Linked DNA regions of Homo sapiens: all the other regions are linked to region 1. A link is a contact called in ENCODE Hi-C or POLR2A ChIA-PET data. All regions are on one chromosome and are shown on one strand. Each heading gives the region's core, a stretch centred on a gene start or an enhancer-like site at or near the end of the contact. The rest is flanking DNA. Distances are from core to core; before and after follow the strand shown.

Evidence for each region. Hi-C counts contacts between places; a loop is a spot of excess contacts on that map. ChIA-PET counts read pairs that join two places held with the same protein, here RNA polymerase II (POLR2A). Pooled maps may share reads with other maps.
Region 2: a loop to region 1 is called in a map of endothelial cell of umbilical vein, with 3 times the contacts of the local background. The contact joins the promoter of ARMCX4 here to the promoter of ARMCX1 in region 1. A Hi-C loop is called at or near these places in 4 of 168 maps with a recorded cell type or tissue (chondrocyte, dorsolateral prefrontal cortex, endothelial cell of umbilical vein and 1 more), 1 of 37 single-sample maps with no recorded cell type and 16 of 50 pooled maps. POLR2A ChIA-PET finds 5 or more read pairs at or near these places in 3 of 52 experiments (MCF 10A, Panc1 and WTC11).
Region 3: a loop to region 1 is called in a map of aorta, with 4 times the contacts of the local background. The contact joins the promoter of ARMCX2 here to the promoter of ARMCX1 in region 1. A Hi-C loop is called at or near these places in 1 of 168 maps with a recorded cell type or tissue (aorta) and 6 of 50 pooled maps.

What each region holds. Positions count from the first base shown.
Region 1 is chrX:101,549,215-101,551,914 of GRCh38, reverse strand. It overlaps ARMCX1 (armadillo repeat containing X-linked 1), which reads right to left and starts at 1,368. Exons shown (of 4, transcript NM_016608.2): 1 at 1,255-1,368; 2 at 891-944; 3 at 282-346.
Region 2 is chrX:101,484,133-101,486,832 of GRCh38, reverse strand. It overlaps ARMCX4 (armadillo repeat containing X-linked 4), which reads right to left and starts at 1,377. Exons shown (of 6, transcript NM_001256155.3): 1 at 1,303-1,377; 2 at 741-810.
Region 3 is chrX:101,658,423-101,661,122 of GRCh38, reverse strand. ARMCX2 (armadillo repeat containing X-linked 2) reads left to right here and starts at 1,273. Exons shown (of 6, transcript NM_177949.4): 1 at 1,273-1,365; 2 at 1,622-1,704; 3 at 1,975-2,047; 4 at 2,598-2,662.

The DNA of each region.
Region 1 (2,700 bases), core at 119-2,618:
GAAGTGAGTGCTTGGTCGACGGACCAACACCAAGGACCCTGTACCCCAAACAGTAATTTGGAGTAACGTCCTCCCAACCCCTGGACTCTCTTGACGCCCACCCCTTCTCAGCTATTTTCTTCCCTGTCTTGTACTTGCAGAACAATTTCTTTTGCAAGCTCCGAAATGGTGTAGATAAGAGGGAAGGAGGGGGATATGGAAGGGGTCCACGGGCCCATTCGAGTTGCAGTCGCCACCATGCTCCACCCCCAAATAATGCCATCACCCTTATTATGACCTACTTGGTTCTTGACAACTTTGCGTTTCTTCCTGCTCCAAGGGTTGGACTGGCCTCCGGCCCCAAGATCTGCAGACACAGGCAACAAGGCAGAAACTGAAGGCTCAGCGGACAGAAAAGCACTTCGGGGAGTCCCAATATCCACTTCTCCTAATTCAGGGTCCTGGCTGTCAATGGATTTTACCTTTTTGTTTCTCACCCTACCCTCACTTCTCTGGACTCCGCTGACACCAGCCCTGTCGCTTGGTAGTGTTCCCCTACCCCCGTCCCCGCCCCCGGCCCTCACTCCCTCCCGCAGCCCCAGCGGTCGGCCATTTTCCCAGCAAAACCACACCCCTTTCAAACCACTGGAAGCGGGGCGGGGCGAGGGGGGATATGGAAAATCCGAGGAGAAAAACAAAACCAACCGATCTCTTCTATTCCTCTCCCCAACGCACCCTACCCGCAATCACAAGCACTTTTCCTGCAGCCACTGTTACATCCTCTTTTACTGAAGAAAAAAAAAATGGCAGGAAGATTGCTTGAGAGTCGGTAAAGGGCCCAAGTTAAGGCAAGGACCTCAGTCATCCCAGTCCTTCTGGGCGCCGCGGGACAGCTCCAGCTTTACACTGACCTGCAGGGATTCCAGGCAGACTATTCCTTTGTTCCCAAATGGCACAGCGTCCTACTGAAAGAAAAGGGGTATGACTGTCAGACGCACAGCCCCAAGATTCTGGCTTGGTAGATGGGCCAGCACACAGGACATGAATCCGAATATCCGCCCTCCCTGATTCAAGGCCCTGGATGTTAAAGGTCCCACGACGCCCGAGTCTGGGGTCGCCCCTGGAATCCGGCCCCAAGGTCTACCATTTTTGTTCTAGAAAGGGCAAGGGATACTGCAAGGGTTTGGAGAAAGTGAACTGTGCTCCCCCTTCGGCCTCCACGGTTCACTGCCCGCGCCGCAGGGATCCCCTGGCAACGCCCATCCACACACAAACCTGCTGGGATCCAGGCAGAACCTCGTCCTCCTTCCCCCAGGCCACAGGCCCTCTCGCCCTCTGGGCTATAGGAAGAGTGCAACCGGACCAAACGAAGACTAGGATTAGAAGGACGTCTGCACGCGTCGGCTCCAGCTCACGTGAGGGCCACGTCAACCATGAGATCAGGACCCCAATTACCACTCCCATCAGCAGCGCCGCAGAAGCCGGCCCTCCCCTTCCTTCCCTGACACATCAGGTCCTGTCACTCATTTTCCTCTTTGCCAACCCCGGAGACTAGAAGTAGCTTCTCTTTGTGGTGAATTTGCCTTTCTTTGGTTTACAGGGAGAGGCTGTATCTGCTCCCGTGTCCGTTGGCCTTTTCTTCCTCTTCGAGGAATAATTTTTTATCTTCTCTAGTCCCAGTCCAACTGTCTCTCTCTATACCTCCCCCCATCACAAGTCATGAATGTCCTATTTCTTCTGCACCCCTGTAAAATGTGGAGCAAGATGTTAGAAAAGGAGATAGATCGTGGGAGTGTCTTATTTAAACTTTTCTGCTCATTTGTTTTTAAATCAGTAACGCATTACTTTTATATTGAGAAAATAAAATGATGCTATTTTCCTTTGAGTGGAGAGTTTAAACGGGAGAGAAAACCCAAAAGGCCTCATTAATTTCGTTATTTTATTTGTAACAGTAGGAAAATATTTCTACTGGTTACAGCCAATTAGTAGCTTTTAAAACAAAATAACTCATTTTAAAATTGAAAAGTGGGCTGAGGTGGGTGGATTGCTGGAGCCCAGGAGTTTAAGGCTGCAGTGAGCTATGATGTCACCACTGCACTCCAGCCTGGGTGACAGAGAGCAAGCCTCTATCTCTTAAAAAAAATGGATTTTTTTTACATGATCTATGAATTACTCCACAAAGAGACGACCAGTTGTCTAATCTTGGCCATTTTACACAAATAATTCCTTACTTTTTCTATTTTTGAATCAACTTGCAATTTGATAAGTTAAAGCAACACAACCCTGTCTTATTAAATTAAAGAAAAGCATGTATTTAACGTCCCAAAGTCTTGACCGACTGTTATATGAACCTCTTGTGATTTGATGGCTACTCTGATCACCTGCCTCTGAATTGAATTCCAGTCTACCAAGGCTGAGGCACCTGAGGGTGTGAGGGATGCAGCGATGTTCTAATCCTTCCTGCCCTGTCAAGAGCGGAAGAAGGTGCTGCCCTCCCACCCTTCCACATTCCATAGCCTCTCATCCCCTGTATTCAGGCACCCATCTATTGTTCACTCCAAAAATATATATAGATGAGTGACCAAGGTGGTAAATGCCACGTTTACTCAGGTGACCAATCAGAGTAAATACCTTTGGCTCCTTCCCTTCCTTCCCCAAATTCCCACAGAGGTAACAGCAATGCATCGAAGGGCTTTCTGTTCCTACCTACCCCTCTGCCCT
Region 2 (2,700 bases), core at 128-2,627, 65 kb after region 1:
ACCTCAGCCTCCCAAGTAGCAGGAACTACAGACTGTGCCACCATACCCAGCTAATTTTTAAATTATATGTAGAGATGAAGTCTCGCTATGTTGCCCAGGCTGGTCTTGAACACCTGAGCTCAAGCAATCCTCTTGCTTGGGTCTCTCAAAGTGCTGGGATTACAGGCAAGAGCTACTAGGCCCAACAAGGCAAATTATTTTAAAACCACCTGTAGGGTTCTAGGGATTTCCCCAAAAGCCCACCATTTCCTTCACCAAGATGGTCAGGTAGGTAGAGGGATCTGGAAAACTGAAGGATGGCAGGAGAGATGGGAGACCCCAGATCCCATACTCTAGAACCACAACCTACTGCTGTCCACGTCCCTTTCAACCTATCTCTAGGAGTCTCCAGCAGAAGAGAAAAGCTATAGGGGAAGCCTTTTGCTTCTACAAAATCACTATCCTTCCCCACCAAAGGCTATCTAAAAAATAATAATAATAATAATATTCTTTAATATAATTTATCTTTTTCTCAATATTATCTGAAATGCAAATAAAAGCATCTGTAGAAAAGTTTGCTGTCTTCATTGGTCTTCAACATACAATTTAAAAGTCCTAAGCTTGGTAAGTAAAATGCAGTTTAGGGAAAGTCCCCAAGCTAGCCCCACCCCACATCCCATTCAGACAGCCGCACCTAAGTTCCTGTCATAGAATTCATATGGAACTCCAATGGTTTAGATAGTGTCTGTACTCACACTAACCTCCTTGATCCAGTGCAGTTTTCTCCTCTCCTTCCTTTCTCCTCGCCGCAAACAGTGCTACACCGAACTACTGTCCGACAGACAGGAGAGAGTAAAACCACTTAGTGTTGGTCTAGAGCCCAGGACATAGATCCCAATACTCGCCTTTCCGGGTTCAGGAACCTGGTTATCAAACGTCCCTCCCCACAGTCTGAGACACCACCCTTACCAACCCCACCGTCCAGTCTCTAAGGCCCACCATTTTCTCTGCAAACGCCACCGTGGCGCATCCCTTCCACTAAATTGAGCAGGAAGCGAGCGGACATGTGTGGCCAGTGATTAGAGCGATGGGCATCTCAATCTCTGTATTTCCCTCTGGCAGAGACAATCTCCCCACAAATCAAAGCCCACGGTTCGCCTGCACAGATGTAGGCGGGGGCAAGGGGGCTAGGGAGAATCAGAGGCAAAGGCTCCTCGAACTTGAGGCAGCATAGACCACCGCCCCCTCAAGCCCCGTAACCGCTGCCGGGGTCAGTGAGCTTCTGCCGGCCTGGCCAGGGCGCGCGGGCCCCAGGGCCCTTACCTGCTCCGCTTTCCCCGGGCCCGATGCCAGCCCGCCGAGCGCAGGGCAGCGGGGAGCTGGTAGCCAGATGCGAGTGACGACTGCAACGAAGGCTGCGTAGCTCTGCAGCTCCGGGTCACGTGAGGACCGCGCGTCACCGCCGAGCTCGCCCTCCTCCCCAGCACCCCCTACCACCCACCAAGGGCCGGCGGCCAGTCACCAGGAACTCCCCCCTCCTCCACTCCGCACGCACAGACATCCCCGTTCTCTGGTCTGTGCTCGGTGCCCCAGTGCGCACGCGTTGTCACTCATCTCCGTCCTCTCCAATCTGAGGGCCCACAAGTGGCATCATCGCCTTGTGGTTGGAGTTTACCCATCTTCAGTTACAGGGGAGGGTCTGCATCCCCCTACCCACTCCCGGCCCTTGGCTGTGGCCTTTTATGTTTCTTCTTTGAGTAATCACTTATTTCTCTCTTAGACTATAAGACCAGCACTCCCCACCCGCCCCCTACACGACCTGCCCTCTCTAAGTACAATGCCTGCACCAAATGGGCTGTGGAAGGGGGTATCAGGAAGGAAAGCAGAAGGTGCAAGTAGAGCTTTAATTTTCTTTTTCGTGTTCCTTTTTTTTCTTTTAATATGACATTCTTTTCTAATATTGTAATCAGAAAATACAGTATAGCCATTTTCATTTGACACAAAAAATATTCAGGGTGTAAAAATAACAAAAGACTCATTCTTTTGTTTACATTATTTTGTGCCACATTTTAAAATGTCTTCTGTTACTGCAAACTATTTTACAGCTTTCAAAATTGACTAGTAATTCTTGACATTTTAAATACAAAATTGTCCTAAACAAAACCAGCACGTATTCAATATGATCTATAAGTTAATCTTTGGAAAGACATTTCGTTTTCTAATATTGACAATTTTACACAGGTGATTTGTAACTTTTGAAGTTCTGGCTGAACTCAGCATCTTTTTTCAGGTGTCTAAGACCTTCTTCAGAGAAGACTTCTAGAGGATATATTTAAGACCCAACTCCTGATGAGCCTAGTGCTTTACTAGTGACTTACCAAATTAACCTGCTTTACTAGTGACTTCCCAAATTAACCTGTTTTCCATTCAAGGGGCTTTATTTGGATTTTACATAAGCATGTAATCAGATCAGCCTCACCACACCCATGGAACAACCAACTGCTAGAGCTTGGATGGAAAGGAGACTTAACAGGTGGAATTTTCATCCGTCGTAACACTTGAGATCTCGCCGGTGTCTGCCATTCATGTACTACATACTACCCTAGCAGTGGCGAGTGTTCAATATTTTCCAGTGGAGATGGTGGTGAGGGTCTGTGGATGACTGTGAATCACTGCAACACACCTGATGTCCGTGTCATTATTTTTTTCCCTCACAAGTGG
Region 3 (2,700 bases), core at 24-2,523, 110 kb before region 1:
ACGGAAAGAGCCAAAGACATTTAACCAGGTCTGCATCTTGGTCACTTGTCTGGATATATTTTGGGTGTGAGCAACTGAGCCAGGTACCTGAATGCAGGAGATGAGCGGCTCTGGCATATGGGAGGGAGTAGAGAGACAGCATCTCCCTCCTCCTCCTGACAGGGCAGGGAGGATTTGACCACTCTGCACCCACCACACTCAGTTTCCTTGGCCTCACAGCTCTTCCTTTTGCCCAGAGTTGAATCATTAACTGGAACCTAATCCGAAGACAGGTGTTTAAAACTGTCATGGTTACAGCCATCAAATTACAGGAGGTTCACACACAGCAGTCAGCAATGGTTTGGGAATATTAAATAAATGTGTTTCTCTAACAGGACAAGACAGGATCATTTATTTATGCAACTTAAAAGCTGTCCCAGAAGGAGAAAAAAGTAGCGTATTATTTGTCCAAAATAAACAAGATTGAAGAACTGAACATCTCTCTGTGGATCAATTTACAGATCACATGGAAATATGCTTATCTTATTGAGAAATATTCCATTTTAGATGTTCAAATACCTTAGCATATTTTAAAAACTATTTCCTATGTGACCAAAAGAATTCATGTTCTATTCGGTAAAAATTAACCAAAATTAATGGTGCTTTCCAATGGACGCAGGAAACCTTTTTTCTTTACAAAACATGCCCACCCTTTTTTTGTTGCTACTTCCCACATTGAATTCTTGTTTTACTGAATTTTCTTACTATAAAAATAAAGCATGATGATAGTTTTGAAAACAAAACAGAAGTATTTGAGAAGTACAGACCCCACTCCCACTCCTTGTCTCCTTTCTGACACTCTGCCCCTTAACTATACTGGAACAGGGAGTCAACTGCAAGGAAAATCCTGGGGACTAGGGGCTGAGGAACTAGAGGTGGAGAGATGGAAGAGTGTCCAGTAGCCCAGGAAAGGATGAAACAATTCCCCAACAAAAAAGTAAAAATTTTCAGTAGCCCTCCGAGAAGATGCAGCCCCTCCCAGGTAACCAGAGAAAGGCAAATTGTGAAAGCAGGGAGAAGGGGCTACTTTAGGCCTCCAGGACTACAAAGACAAAAAAATGAGTGACAGGACCTGATGTGGTGGGGTGAGATGGGAATGGAAGTAAAGGAGGGGGCTCGTACTCTTGGTGGGAGTGGAAATTGGGGACCCAAGCTTACTGGCGATGCAGCCCTCACGTGACCAGGAGCTGACGTGGGCAAAGGTACTTAAAGCCCTGACCGTCGTTCTCCGTCCTCCTCTGGGTACCAACTCTATTGCGCAGCTCGCTGCCGTGCGTTTAACCCAGGCGAGGAGGAGGAGGAGAAAATTCCCCCAGATTCGGGCAGGTGGGTGTGAGGGTGGGCACAGTCTGGGACCCCTGAATAGGGGTAATCTAGGGATGCGGGAGTCGGAGGCCGCGGGTGCCTCGGTCTCCCCCACTCCTGGCCGGCTTTCCAGACCTGAGGTGCTCAAACGCGGCTCATTTTGGTGGGCGGTGGGGAAAGGGGGAGGGGGAAACGAAAAGACTTTTGATAGACTTTACGAAGAATCCGCTTACTTCCTTTCCAGCCAGTGTTTTTTGGTTTTGTTTATAATATTCAGGCCCGCACCCCACATTCCGTCCTGTTTTGAGAGGAGGAGGGAAGAGAAATAAACGTGGCAGCGCATAGAAGGCCAGCAGGGAGGTTGGGAAAGGGTAACCAGGAGGCGGGGGTGGGGCATGCAATTTGGTAACAATCTGGGCGGCACACTCCCACCCTGACTTTCCCCACCACCGCCCCGGCACCCTCCCATCCCCCAGCCGACCCTCTGTGATTTGGGAGTGCTGGGAAATGGGTGTACCAGCTGCTGTTGGAGAGGTGGCGGGTTTGGCGCTGTCTGGGCTTCACGGGAGGTGGGGGGGAGGGGGCGGACCCTGAGAGAATCTGGTATTAAACCGCCTTGTTAACTCGCAGACTGCTTTCCAGACACCTCCGGCCCACACAGCCGTTCACCCCCCGTCTTTTCAGTCCTGGAAAAGGAATTCGGGTATGCAGGCGGGAGAAATGGCGGTTGTTGGGGGGATTTGTGGGAAGTGGGAGGTAGAGCCCATAGCAGAGAAATCGTGGAAAATCTCGACCCTGAACCCGAAAAGGCAGACGTTGAGGCCCCTCTTCTGCAGGCTAACGCTAGGCCTAGGGGCTGGGGAGCGAAAGATGGGTGATCCTGGGAGGGGAACACTGAATTGTTTGGCAGGAGTCCCCCATACCGCGTCCCATCCAGCTTTTGCTGCACCCTCGCCCCGCTCCCCTCCCGCTTCGTTGCAGGAGAAGGGGTGTGGCGGTGTGTCCTGGAGAAATGGCGGACGGGGGCGGGGCAAAGCGGAAGGAGGGATTGAGTGCCTGGGGAGCCTGCGCAGGAGGAGGATTGAGGTGGGAGGGGTGGGGTGAGAAGAGTTGAAGGAATTGAGAGGTAGAATCATTTGACATTCTGATGTGCAAACACGAAAAGGCAGTTACTGAGACCCTTGTCCTGGATGCTGATCCATCCACCAGGCTTTCATTGTCTAACGTCGACAGTCTATATTTCTGCTCTTCAGTCTGTCCTTAGGATGAAGCTCTAACTGAACTGAAGTAAGGAGAAACAGCCTTGAATCTTTGGAGGGTCAGTGCTGGGGTTGGAATTGTCTGGGGCCCCCTGGT